Regions from separate parts of the Homo sapiens genome. Here region 1 is linked to region 2. A link is a loop called in an ENCODE intact Hi-C map of the cell type or tissue named here. Cell type or tissue: PC-9. All regions are shown on one strand. Each heading gives the region's core, and the rest is flanking DNA. Links, peaks and the distances in the headings are about the cores only.

Region 1 (7,504 bases), core at 2,491-7,490, 230 kb before region 2:
AATGCTAGTTTTTTCAGTGGAAGGGAGGAAGAAAAGGAGGAGAAAGAAAGGGTAAAAAGAGTAGAGGAAGCAAGGATCAGAGGAGAAGGAATATTCAGTGGTATTCAATTTCAATAAATATGTTAGGGACAGTGATTGGTGCTGGAGCAGGAGACACACACAAATGAGTTACACTATCCCAGCCTTTAAGGAGCTTAAAAATAAGAATGCAAAACCCCAATACAAATCACCAAGCCAAATGCTATAATAAAGATACAGACTAGAGTATGAGGAAGAGAAGAGTGCTTCTCACTAGAAGAGATTGTACTTTGAAGGTATATACTCTTCTGTGAGACTTGAAAGTAGTATAGGGCAGTGAGAAGTGGGATACTACAAAAGGCACAGCTTAAACAAAATACATGCAGAGTAAATGTAGAGATTGGTCATCTCTGGCTTCAATAAGGGGAAATGATCAGAATTTTAGGAGAAAAGGCTGGAAAGGAAGGTAGGCTGAGACTTTGGGATGAGGTATTTGAGCAAGGGAGTGATAATGATTCAATTTGTCTTTAAAAGAGTCTCAGTGTATAGGTTAGGGATAAGGACTCATGCTCAGATTATGAAAGTGGTCATGGTGTTTGGGGGATAGTAGAAAAACATTTGCAGGAGATAGCACCAAGATAATAGAGATTTGATAAGGTCGAAGAAGTTGGAATCCTCAAAGAAGATTGAATAGTCAGTCTTGGATAGTAACATCTTTCACTGAAATAGGGACAAGGGGATGATTGTACAGGGAGAGGAGCGGCAGGAAATGATGAAATCAGTTTTGAATCTGTTGAATCAGAGGTACTGGTAACACACTAAGGAAGATGTCAAGTAGATTTGTGGAAATAGTTTTTAGAGCTGGAATCAGGTGAGTTCAAAGGCAAAATGTGATGGTCAAGAAATAGAACTGAGAGCTGGATCCTTGGGAAAGGGTGAGAAGGCATAAAGCCAAGTTGGGTATGGGTAGGACACATTAATCATTGCCTCAAAGGCTGTGGTGGGGACCCCATGTGCACTGGCCCATGTAGGGCACTACTGGGAATGGTACAGAGGGGAGCAGAGAGGATGATGATGTTACCTGCACTTATTGTTCCAGGGGCCTGTGGCAAAAGAACTGAGCGGACTGCCATCTGGACCCTCTGCCGGATCATGTCCTCCTCCCCCTCCACCATGCCCCCCTCCTCCCCCAGTCTCTACCATTTCATGCTCATATGAGTCTGCTTCCCGCTCATCACTGTTCGCGCAGATTAATCAGGGGGAGAGCATTACACATGGTGAGTGAGCACTTGGACACGAACAGTAGGTACAACAAGTTGTGTGGGCCAGACCCCACCAACCAGAACCGTCTGTAAACTACAACCCTGGCTTGTGTGGTGGAGACTCGTTTGGTGTGTCCTGTTCCTTTAAGGGACGGCAAAGCTGGCTTAAATGGAAATTGAAAATGATGATCACAGTTGGAGGAAGCCATCTGCCCCATGGGAAAGTGACTTAATATTAGGTAGCATATATAGAGGACCCTCTTGTGCCAAGGCACAGAGCTGGCGGTTTTCCCCAGAGCTTTTTCCGTGGCACCACATGGCCTCTGGGAAGGCATTGTGTTAGGGAGTTAACTTCCTCAGAAGATGCATACTGGTTACATGGAAAATTTGCATGAGAGTGACCTAATGTTGGTATAAAGTAGATACCCTTAACACAGCTGGTGGAAGTCTGAGTTGTCCAGCCACTTCTAGGAATCTATGATCATAGTAGCTAAAAATGGTGTAACAACCTAAATCCAACTGTAAGAGAAATGGCTAACTACCACATGTCCTCTTGATGAAATGTTTTTTATTTTTTTATTTTTTTTGAGACGGAGTTTTGCTCGTTTCCCAGCCTGGAGTGCAATGGCGCGATCTCGGCTCACCGCAACCTCCACCTCCCAGGTTCAAGCAATTCTCCTGCCTCAGCCTCCCGAGTACCTGGGATTACAGCCATGCGTCACCATGCCTGGCTAATTTTTTTTTTTTGTATTTTTAGTAGAGATGGGGTTTCTCCATGTTGGTCAGCCTGGTCTCAAACTCCTGACCTCAGGTGATCTGCCCACCTCGGCCTCCCAAAGTGCTGGGATTACAGGTGTGAGCCACCACGCCCGGCCTCTTGATGAAATGTTGTGCCACCATTACATGTTTTTCTACAGTGAACCATGTAATGTTTAAGAAAAAAAAAATCTAGTATGTAAATTACAACCACAAGGAATGGTGGAGATAAAAAGGCCATTCAGTATTTGTTATACAGTTAACATAGATCTGGCCATGTTCAAAGCGAGGCGTGTGTCAGCCTGCTGTGGGAGATGATGAATTATTTTTCCCTTAAAACATAAAAGAAATATATTTTTACTTTTATTTTTTATTTTATTTTATTTTTTTTGAGATGGGAGTCTCACTTTGTTGCTCAGGCTGGAGTGCAGTGGCGTGATCTTGGCTCACTGCAATCTCTGCCTCCCAGGTTCAAGCAGTTCTCCTGCCTCAGCCTCCTAAATAGCTGGGACTACAGCACCTGCCACCACACCCGGCTAATTTTTTTGTACTTTTAGTAGAGACTAAAAATACACCATGGTAGCCAGGCTGGTTTTGAACTCCTAACTTCAGGTGATCCGCCTGCCTTGGCCTCCCAGAGTGTGGGATTACAGGCATGAGCCACAGCGCCTGGCCTAGAAAGATATTAAACTACAGGTTAACATGAGAAAGTTTTTAAGTGTCAATAGTTGAACTAAATTTGTTAACAATCTGTATGATTATAACCAACAAAACCAAATATATGTAGAAAACAATATTGTAGAGTTGCAAATGCCAACACTGACTGAGGAGGTGGGGGAAGTAGGGTTAGCTGTGGGGAGTGAGGGTATTTTTTTCTTTTCCTTTTACCAAATTTTCTTTACTACCACTCATTTTTCTTTATTGCTTTAAAAATTATATATTTGTGCACATACATTTGATATGTCTTTCTAGACATAGAGGATAAGGATTTACATATCCTTATCCTCACCCACAATATACACACATTCCATGTTGTTGTTAATGGAACCATATAATTTAATCTTGGGGAGAAGAGAAATGATAAAAGTACTTTTCCAAAACTGCTTGCAAGAGAACATCTCAAAGGCTCTGGTTTTGGCTTTGAATTTTCTGTTAAGGATGTTTAACATGACGATAGCAGCTCAAAGGTCTGGTATGAAGGACAGGAACAAGGTAGCTGTTGTTCTTACAGCCCTGAAACATGTATCTGATGACATGAAGACTCACAAGAACCCTGCCCTGAAGGCTCAGAGTGGTCCAGTACGCAGTGGCCCCAAACCATTCTCTGCACCTAAACCCCAAACCAGCCCATCCCCCAAACGAGCCACAAAGAAGGAGCCAGCTGTACTTGAACTGGAGGGCAAGAAGTGGAGAGTGGTGAGTTAAAAATACCTAGACAGGGGCAGGTATTTTTATTATTTTATTTTTTTGAGATGGAGTTTCACTTTGTCGCCCAGGCTGGAGTGCAGTGGCGCGATTTCGGCTTACCGCAACCTCCGCCTCCCGGGGAAAAGGAGTAGGAACAGGAGGTTAAATGGAGCTTAGCTAGATGAGGGCAGAGTTCTGGCTTCAATTGCAAGAACAAAAAGTTTGGGATAGCCTGGTTATTTTTTGTTCGGTGTGTGCTTTGTGATGAGAATCCTGGGATCTCTCTCTAACAGGAAAATCAGGAAAATGTTTCCAACCTGGTGATTGAGGACACAGAGCTGAAACAGGTGGCTTACATATACAAGTGTGTCAACACGACATTGCAAATCAAGGGCAAAATTAACTCCATTACAGTAGGTGAGTCTTTGTCGCTGTCCCACGCAAGCCCCGTCCCAGAGCCCGAGAAGGCTAATACCATTTTACCTACCCTATCCTTAAAGATTCCTAAATGTATATTACTTTCCTTTAAAGTTACACGTTGACACACTCCCTTTCTTCTCCTAGATAACTGTAAGAAACTTGGCCTGGTATTCGATGACGTGGTGGGCATTGTGGAGATAATCAACAGTAAGGATGTCAAAGTTCAGGTAACTCGATATTTTGGCTCCTTCTTTTTGTCCCTGAGGAATTAATTCAAAGAGACATGGTAGACCCACAGATGTTGCTTTGGTGGGAATCTGATTCTACAAAGTCTGTAAGCTGAGCTGCTTTGGACGTGGCAGAAGAAGGGTTGGCTCTTCAAGCAAGTTCTTTTCAGGACCCATCCCAACCCACCCGAGTATCCAGTGTCTTGCGCATCTGTGAGCTTTTCATGTAGTTGCTGAGTCACGTGAAACAGGAAACCTTTTCCTGCGACTTACTGTTGTCCTTCCCAACCACTGGGACTCAGTTCTCTTTGTTTACTCTGCAGGTAATGGGTAAAGTGCCAACCATATCCATCAACAAAACAGATGGCTGCCATGCTTACCTGAGCAAGAATTCCCTGGATTGTGAAATAGTCAGTGCCAAATCTTCCGAGATGAATGTCCTCATTCCTACAGAAGGCGGTGACTTTGTAAGTTTCTTGATCTCTTTAGTATGATGTTAAAAACAGAAGGGACTGAAGATTTCTGGCATTGAAGAAAGCTATTTTATGAACATTCTGCACTGAGCAGGTAAAAACCCAATAATGCACACCAAAAGTACACAGAAATGAGGTAGTCCCATGTAGTGGAGCCCCAAAGGTAGGTGCTTTCTGCCTAAGTGGAGCTCAAGGTAGCAAAAAATAATGGGGATGAGCCATGGCACCTTGTCAGGCTGGTGCTATAAAGCCATATGTACTGTTATTTACACCCCATAGACTTAATAGTCTGTCCAAGATCGCTGAACACTAGAACATAGCATGGCTCTGTGGGTTTGTCTCTTGCTACATTGTACCGTGCTCCTGGGGTTAAGTGGAAGCAAGCATTGGGAGAAATGTGTGAGATTTAGCCCCAGCTGTTCTTTAGCTCAGATTTAAACCTGCTGTCTCTTCTTTATTTGCAGAATGAATTCCCAGTTCCTGAGCAGTTCAAGACCCTATGGAACGGGCAGAAGTTGGTCACCACAGTGACAGAAATTGCTGGATAAGCGAAGTGCCACTGGGTTCTTTGCCCTCCCTTCACACCATGGGATAAATCTGTATCAAGACGGTTCTTTTCTAGATTTCCTCTACCTTTTTGCTCTTAAAACTGCTTCTCTGCTCTGAGAAGCACAGCTACCTGCCTTCACTGAAATATACCTCAGGCTGAAATTTGGGGTGGGATAGCAGGTCAGTTGATCTTCTGCAGGAAGGTGCAGCTTTTCCATATCAGCTCAACCACGCCGCCAGTCCATTCTTAAGGAACTGCCGACTAGGACTGATGATGCATTTTAGCTTTGAGCTTTTGGGGGTTATTCTACCAACAAACAGTCCATTGGAAAGAAAACAGTCCCTGGAATTAACAGATCAGAATGTTCACACTGGTTAATCTTTTTTTAACAATGAGCATGAAGGTAGCAGAAGCTGGTGTGTTTCCAGATGGTTCTTCTAACCAAACTAATTTTTCACTGTTGACAAGCGAGGCAAGGGTTGCACTGGACCAAAGGCTGAGGCTTGGCCATCTAGCATTCCATACAAAATTGTTTCCTATAAGCATTCCTTTTATTCTCTATTCTATCCTGGGTCTGCCTCAACCGTGAGATAGGAGAGTCTCTGGTACTAGCTGCTGTAGCAGTGCCCTTCATCCAGGGCAGTTAATGGAGTCTTGGACCCTTTCTTTCTCTGGGATCCCTGCCCAGCACCTTCCTATAGAGATGACTTTAAAAGGAAAAAAAAAAAAAAAAAAACCCACATGATTTCAAGGAGTCTGGCATTCCTGAATCCTTCTTCCCTGCCAGGTGCCTGTCACCTGTCTTCACTGCCTCCTTTTCCCTGTCATGCTCATCAGCTTATGGCTTCTGTCTAAGCACCTGAACAGAGGACTGAAACCTCCACTGCAGGCTGGTTTTAGGTCTTGAATTATGTAAGAATCTTGCACAGCACTGCTAATGTAAATTTCAGTTGTTTTTCCCTCTAGGACAAACACTTACCAAAATATGCAACTTTTTTTTGGTGGGAAGAGAGATTGTCCTGTGATTTCTACCCATTTCCTGAGGCCTGTGGAAATAAACCTTTATGTACTTAAAGTTATACAGAAAATAGAATAAAGTTAATACCAAACTTGCTTAGTTGTTTACCTGTGATATTGGCTGTACAGAAATGCAAAAAATACTGAAAACACCAAGGATAAGAAACTACTCTTTATTTTAGACAACCTCATAAAATTATTTTCACATCCCCCCCAACTTCTTGCTCTTAATCCTCATCTTTTAGTTGAAGAATAAGGCTTAAGAGAGAGAAAGGAAAAACCATAATGGCTAAACTTAGCAGCACCAACACGGTTCTTTCATCAAGGCGTAGCTCATCATTTCTCCAAACTGACATGCTACAGAAATGTCTTCCAAAAAGCGTTAAGTTTTCACAGAGTGGGGACTATGATTTCCATGCTCAAATAGTGTAGGAAATGGTAGATTACGTTAGTTTTGTTTACTGTAACAGGAATTCTCAGGAGTCCTTAGACACTCTAATGTGGGTTGATCTCCAGAAGGAGAAAGGGAGTGTGTAGTATTTTCCAAGCTTTTTGAGCAAACAATCCTTTTCTCATGGAACACATCAGAAACAGTTTGGAGTATGCTGGTAAATGTGTTTTGGGGATGGAAGTCAGAAAGCCTGATCTTTTTCATATGGTTCCTCCTATTCTCTGCTAAAGCCAGCAACAGAGTAAGTTGACTCTAGCATCAAGACCACTAGTCATATTAAGAAAGGGCAGGTTGGTCGAGAATGGAATAGGAAGAACTAGCTGCCTCACTTTTCACTTTCGCGCCTACATTTTCTTCGCTCCCTAAGTTATACAAGATGTACATTTCCTCTCTTAAGCAACTTAATTTGGGTGCTACTTCCCTCCTTTTGTGACAGCAACTAATTCATCACTACCTGAGGAGACAAAGTGGGTGCTGCAGAAGCAAGACTGTAGGCCAGTGGGATTTGTCTAATAATTGATGATAAGATGATAGCACAGAGGGCAACGTACTGAGAGAGGAAGGCAGCCTTAAGAAATGATGCAGAAATAGCCAAGCAAGATTTTTCCAAGCACTGGTTAAATCACCAGCAAAACAAAGCATTTATGTGAGTACCTCAGGCCTGGGCACCTCTTTGCTTGAAATATGGCAAGACTTGGAAAAATGTTTGCCCTTAGAATCTATCTCACTACTTTAGTTAGTTGTCTCCTTTGGGCCTGGGCACAGTTCTGGCACTGATCTGGAACAGACTCCCTTTTCTAAAACTGAACTTGACCACATCAAAAGTTTGTAAAACAATCTCCATGGTAATTAAACTTGCATTCAACACCATATGGTAACAGAAGATGGCAAAGGATAAGATTCAGATCTTAGATCTTTCCAAG
Region 2 (6,522 bases), core at 1-5,000:
GGGGGATGGGGGTGGGAGCAGAGCCGGGTGAGAAGGCGCCCGGGTGGGCGAGAGTGGGGGGTGGGGGTCGAGGAAGGGAGTGGCCGCCCAGGAAAGTCGGAGAACGCCGGGAGGGGAGGACTCACCTGTCCCTTGGGCCCCGGCTCGCCGGACTCGCCCTGCAGGCACAAGGAGCAGCGGTCACGAAGCCGCGGGGACCCCGGGGCCAGCCGCCGCTCCCCGCCCTTCCCTAGGCCGCGCGCTCACCTTCTCGCCTTTCTCTCCGGGGAGGCCGGCCACCCCTGGGTCACCCTGCAGAGAGAACCACGGGTCAGACGCGCGGTGGCGGCGGGGACGCAGAGCAGGGTTGGGGGTCGCTGGGAACAGGGGTGCTGGAACTCACCACTTTGCCGCGGGGCCCGGTCTTCCCTGGGGAGCCCTGGAGAAAGCGGGCAGTGAGGGGTTTGGCGAGCTCCCCCCTCCACGGGGTCCCCCACCTAACTTTCGGCCACACCCCTCTTTCCAACTCCGCCTCGCCGACCAGACCAGAACCCTGAGATCCGCAGGTTTGGAGGCTCCGGAAGGATCTGAGTCCTGCCGACCCCACTCCCCCTGTTATAGGGCCCCTTTCCCAGGTGTTTCCCAGCCCCATCTGGCACCTTGTCTCCTTTGACGCCTGGCAAGCCTTGGGGCCCTGGAATTCCGGGGGGGCCCTGCTCCCCCTTAGGGCCCTGAGGAGAAAAGAAACCAAAGGAATAAATGGAATGAGGGGCCTGGATATGACGCCCTGCCCACCTTAGCTGGCCTGCACTCACCTGCCTTCCCTGAGGGCCTGGTTGCCCCACTGGACCCCTCTCGCCTTGGTCACCCTGAAATGGAAAGAGAAGGTCACAACCTCAGCAGCTCTCAGCAGGGGTAGCCTCCCGCACCGAGGCCTGGCACCGCATGGTCAGGGTGCCCTCCATTCCTGCTGTCACTGGCAGGGGGTCCTTTCTCCACTTGGCAGACCAGCAAAGCAAACCTAGGCCCTGCCTGGGGAGGCATCTCACGGGCTGCACGGAGCAGATGCTGTATCCAGCAGTGCCAGCTGCCGCAGAGGCCCCCGGGGAGGGGCCATTGTGCCAGGCACTTACCTTCTGTCCCATGATGCCCTGGGGACCAATTTCTCCTCGAGGCCCTGGCTCTCCCTGGAGGAAGGAGAAATTGGGGCTAAGCGTTTGACCTGGTGGAACCCACCCTTCCACACCTGGCCAGCCCCTCCCTACCCTGGGTCTCAGCTAATTTGCTTCATCAGGGAAGGTTTCCCAGACCACCTGTTCCATGGTTTTGGGTCCCTGTAGTTTTCTTTCAAAGGACCCAACACAATTTGAATTACTTATCATGTGATCATTTCTTTCTTTCTTTTTTTTTTTTTTTTTTTTTTTTGAGAGGGAGTCTTGCTCTGTCACCCAGGCTGGAATGCAGTGGCGCGATCTCCGCTCACTGCAAGCTCCGCCTCCCGGGTTCATGCCATTCTCCTGCCTCAGCCTCCAGAGTAGCTGGGACTACAGGTGCCTGCCACCGCCCCAGGCTAATTTTTTGTATTTTTAGTAGAGACGGGGTTTCACCGCGGTCTGGATCTCCTGACCTCGTGATCCACCCGCCTCAGCCTCCCAAAATGCTGGGATTACAGGCGTGAGCCACCGCGCCCGGCGTGATCATTTATTTCATGTCTATTTCTTCCATTAAACTATACCCTCCATATGAAGAGGAGACTCATAGTTGCAAGTGTTTAGTGAATGTTTATGCAATGAATAAATGAACGAACAACTCTGCCTGTTGGATTCCCAGCCCATCAACTTGGCCATCTAGGAAAGTCACACTCCAGAACAGAGCCAGTCCCCACCCTCCCTGCAATGTACATAGGGAAACAGGCCCAGGGAGGAGAAAGAGCTTCCCTGAATCATTGGGTCAGGGCAGAGCCAGACTAACTCGGAGCTCTCCCTAGGTTAGGGCTCCACCCCATGGCCTCACCCTAAAGCAGGAACCCTTGTGTCAGTGCAGGGGGCATTTACCTCTTTCCCAGGGGGACCAGAGAATCCAGGAAGGCCCTGCGGGCCCGGCTCACCCTGCAGGAAAACAGTTCTCAGGTCAGTCTGGGTGGCCCAGTCAGGCCCTTGGCCTCAGGGAAACCCAACGAAGCCTAAACAGAGCCTGGAACCAGATGAGCTGGGACGGGGGAGAGGGTATTCTTGGTTCAATCCTCTTGGCTCCTGATTTTCCTGTTTGTTTCTCCTCTGGATTTTAAGCCATGCCATCCTATCTGCACTGAGGCAGGCTGAGGAGTGCATGATGGGTGGGAGGTGGCAGGAGGGAGGTGGTTAGGCCCAAGGGGCTTATGTTCTGGCTGAGCCTCTGAGACTTGGCTGAGGCCTGGGCCTTGCTGTCTTCCTGGCCCCAGACTTCCTTGCTCAATTCTGTCCCCAGCTTGGGATCGCCTCACCTGGTCTCCAGGGCCTCCTTTTGTCCCAGGCTGGCCTGGCACACCCTGCAGAAAGAAGTTGAAGTCAGTTTCTGCCCTGGCATGAGGGAGCCCCATGCACCTGCTGCTTTGCTTCCCATCCCCAATCCAGATTTCCCCCACCTGTGGGAGCTGAACAACAGAAGGTCCAGCCACGGCATGATGAACTTAACTGTACATTCCCACAGTGGTGGCAGAGGAGTGGGGCACAGAGAATGGCCTGTCTTCCAGGACCTGGGGTCTACGTGGAAGAGATGGATATGTGCTCTCAGGTGCCTGAGCCCATGTGAGTGCACGCAGGAACACAAGTCTGCATGTGTGCACAGAAACAGGTTTGGCCACTCAGTACCCCCACAGGGAGGGAGGGCAGGCTCCCATGGACTGGACTCCAGGAGGTATGGAATGGAGATGGCCCTGAACGATAAGAAGGCACAAAGAGACCAGAAAGGGCATTTCAAACAGAGGGACCAGCAAAGGCCTAAAGGTGTGGAGGCAGAAAAGCCAAGGCCTGTTGAGAAGGGAAAGGACAGAGAGGGGCCATTGCTGATATGGCAGGAGGGGCAGGTTGGGGTCAGATTATGGTGGTCATTGAATGGTAAGATGAGCCATGAAGACAAAGATTGCATCTGTCCTATTTATAATTGTTTACCTGCCACTTAGTATACCTCAGATACTCAATAACTATTTTTTTTTTTTTTTTTTGAGATGGAGTCTTGCTCTGTTACCCAGGCTGGAGTGCAGTGGTGTAATCTTGGCTCAGTGCAACCTCCGCCTCCTGGGCTCAAGCAATTCTCCTGCCTCAGCCTCCTGAGTAGCTGAGATTACAGGCATGAGCCGCCACGCCCAGCTAATTTTTGTATTTTTAGTAGAGACGGGGTGTCACCACATTGGCCAGGCTGGTTTTGAACTCCTGACCTCAAGTGATCCACTCAGCTGAGCCTCCTGAAGTGCTGGGATTATAGGCATGAGCCACTGCACCCGACCTCAATAACTACTTATTGAAGGACTGGACTGAATGACTTTTTCCTGGAGGCGGTGGGGAGCCATGGAAGGTGCTATAGTGCAGAAATGGTCAGATCCCATTTAGCCAACATGGAGGACTGGAATGGCCAAAGAGAAGGCTAGAGTAATTGTCCAAGTAATGAAGCCTTCGCCAGGCCAGGGGCCACAGAGTTGGTAACAAGGCAAGAGGTGGTGATTGAGCAAGAGCCCCGGGTGTGTGTGGATTCTAACCTCATCAGCCACTAGCCCCTGGCCAGCCCCTGTGGCTCCACCTGACACTTACCGCTAGGCCCTGGTGGCCTGGACTTCCGGGCTGTCCCGCCTGTCCTGCACTGCCCTGGGATAGACAGATAACCAAAGATACAAATTAAAGCTCCAGCCAGAGGGCCATGGCTTCTACCCAGATGCAGGTAGGGAAACTGAGATCCAGAGGCAAGAAAGGGCATGTCCATGACCTGAGGACCCCAGGCTCTTGGTGTCTAGAATCCAGGACTCAAGGTCCTGCCCCTGCCCCAGTCCCATCAGCAGCCCCACTCCTACCTTCATGCCAGGCGTGCCTGGGGTCCCATCCTTGCCGTTGATGCCTGGGGGGCCCTACCCAGGAGGAAAGTTCAAGGGAGAGTGATAATGCGGAGATGTCTGGGGTCTGGCCACCCACCCCTGTTCCTCTGAGACAGCTGCAGTGTGCAGGGAGGGAGTGGCTCTGGTCATCCCAGGAAGCCCCACTGGCCAACTGGGGGAGGGGAGTTGAAGTGGGAAGGGGATGAGGGTCACGGAACACAGTCCTTCCCTAGTGTGGAGGGTGGTGTCCCCGACTGCTGCAAGCTCCCCATGACCTCCCGTATGTCATCACCCCTGTTTACAGGTGAAGAAACTGAGGCACAGAAAGGGAGGCATTTCCTGAGGTTATGGAGCCAGCCCACCAGTTGCAGAGTTCAGACTAGCATCCCAGGCTTCTCTTCTGGGGGTTTGGACAAAGCAGCTGGGCCCTGGCCTCTGTCCTGGTGGGCCTAGGCCTCTGGCACCTACCGTTGCTCCTTTCGGGCCTGTGATCCCCTGGGGTCCACGAATACCTGGGCTGCCCTGCAAAGCGGAGAGAGATCAGGTCACCCTCAGGATGTTGGGCCCCTGTCTGGCTGTGCAGAGAGGGGAACCACTGAGAACAGTGGCCTCTAGGTCCCAGAGTTCCTCTGGCACAGGCCACACCATGCAGGGGCCGGAGGAGAGAGCCTTGGGAGTACCCTTCCTGCCCTGGCACCAGCAGGAGGGAGGAGAAGTCAGTGCCAGGAGGCCAGGCTGGGCTGAGCCAGAGCAGGGGTGGGAGCCAGAATCCACTGAGACCTTGGCCAAGGCCCCACAATCCACTCAGCCAAAGGAACACAACAACCGAATGCAGTGTGTGGATGCTGTGTGAGTCTTGATTTGAACAAGAACCAGGAAAAGACATTTTTGAGATAATTGGGAAAAACTGAACAGAGACTGGCCATTAGATGATGTTAGGGAGTACTTGTTTATTTTGTCAGTTGTGATAATGTGATTATGTGAGAATGAGTGCTTATTGTTTAGAGATATGTACAAAAGTATCTAGGGCTGAGATGATAGGATGTTAAGGATTTACTTGAAAACATCAGAGCAAAGCAATAACAAAATCAAAGGAAGGAGGGGTCTGGGGGATAGAGGACACAAGACTGACAAAATGTTAATAACTGAATTGGAACCTGTGATAGGTACATGGGGATTCTTTATATCACTCTCACTGGTTTTCTGTATAGTTAAAAAATTGCATTAAAAAACTAGATATTGCTGGGCGTGTTGGCTCACACCTGTAATCCCAGCACTTTGGGAGGCCGAGGCAGGTGGATCACCTGAGGTCAGGAGTTCGAGACCAGCCTAACATGGTGAAACCCTGTCTCTACTAAAAATACAAAATTAGCTGAGCATGGTGGCGCATGCCTGTAATCCCAGCCACTTGGGTGGCTGAGGCAAGAGAATCTCTTGAACCAGGGAGGCGGAGGTTGCAGTGAGCCGAGATCGCACCATGCACTCCAGCCTGGGCAACAAGAATAAAACTCCATCTCAAAAACAAAACAAAACAAAACAACTAGATGATCTCTGCTGTCTAATAGAAAAATAAAAGTATAAGAATTTTTTAATTTTTAAAAAGAAAAGAAAATAATTTAAAAAACTAAATAATAATAACAGTTAACTGTGTTTTCTGCTCCATTTTTCTGTAAACTTAAAACCGCTTCCCCCAACAGGTCTATTAATTGGGAAAAAAAAAAAAAAAGAGTTAAGAGAACTGGGATCGAGACCAAATCCCATTAGCCCCATGGCTGATTTGCTGGAATCTCATTGTCTGGCCCCAGTGACCATGGGACTGGATCCCAGGGCTTCGCCTAAAGTCTGAATTTGGGCTGACTGGGCTCTTGGCACAGATGGTCCTCCCCAGCAGGTCACCCACTTGGGCAGACACACACACACTCACTCACACACACATACATACACTCACAGTCACACACACACACTCAGAGATATCCTCACACACTCACATACACATACTACACACACTCACAGACAGCCTCACACATACACACTGTACACATACACTCATATACACACAGTCTACACACACACACACTACACACTCACACACACTACACATTCACACTCACGCACACACTCATGCACTCTCACACACACAGCCTTAGGGGGTGCCTTGTCCTGCCCAGTACTCCCCAGGGGTCCTGACTGAACAATGGGTGCCTGAGGACTCACCTCGTCACCCTTCTCCCCAGCTCGGCCTGGCGGTCCCCTAGGACCTTCCTCACCCTGGCAAGAAAGACAAGCAGGAATCCAGGTCACACAGGCTCAGGGGGAGCCATGCCCACTCTGTGGCTGTAGCTGTAGGAGCTCCAGCCTCAGGGGTAGGGGAGCAAAAAGAGGCTTACCGGTGGCCCAGTGGCACCGATAGCGCCCACCATGCCTTTATATCCATGAGGGCCCTGGGGAGAGGAAAGGGTTGCAGGTCAGTCCTGGCTGAA

Evidence for each region. A loop is a pair of places that touch in the nucleus more often than their neighbours do. Peaks named below come from ENCODE experiments on the same cell type or tissue, not always from the same donor. Only the 100,000 strongest peaks of a DNase experiment are listed, where the experiment ranks them.
Region 1: it touches region 2 in a loop (16-fold over the local background); 5 of 110 quality-filtered maps call a loop at or near these places.

What each region holds. Positions count from the first base shown.
Region 1 is chr1:40,066,423-40,073,926 of GRCh38, forward strand. CAP1 (cyclase associated actin cytoskeleton regulatory protein 1) reads left to right here. Exons shown (of 13, transcript NM_006367.4): 8 at 1,118-1,295; 9 at 3,268-3,452; 10 at 3,737-3,860; 11 at 4,008-4,090; 12 at 4,414-4,557; 13 at 5,028-6,226. The coding sequence ends at 5,111. PPT1 (palmitoyl-protein thioesterase 1) reads right to left here. Exons shown (of 9, transcript NM_000310.4): 9 at 6,290-7,504. Among named protein-coding and RNA genes, the nearest start is that of PPT1, 27 kb to the right of the region's middle. RefSeq lists an enhancer at 3,417-4,616. In PC-9, for the core only: no CTCF peak of the experiment used is centred there; a DNase peak (open chromatin) is centred at 4,429; H3K27ac peaks cover 2,216 bases.
Region 2 is chr1:40,303,682-40,310,203 of GRCh38, forward strand. COL9A2 (collagen type IX alpha 2 chain) reads right to left here. Exons shown (of 32, transcript NM_001852.4): 15 at 6,430-6,483; 16 at 6,257-6,310; 17 at 4,511-4,564; 18 at 4,022-4,075; 19 at 3,765-3,818; 20 at 2,462-2,506; 21 at 2,034-2,087; 22 at 1,113-1,166; 23 at 795-848; 24 at 639-710; 25 at 383-418; 26 at 247-291; 27 at 126-158. Among named protein-coding and RNA genes, the nearest start is that of COL9A2, 10 kb to the right of the region's middle. In PC-9, for the core only: a CTCF peak has its summit at 2,052; DNase peaks (open chromatin) are centred at 1,330, 1,600, 1,920 and 2,830; H3K4me3 peaks cover 780 bases; H3K27ac peaks cover 2,497 bases.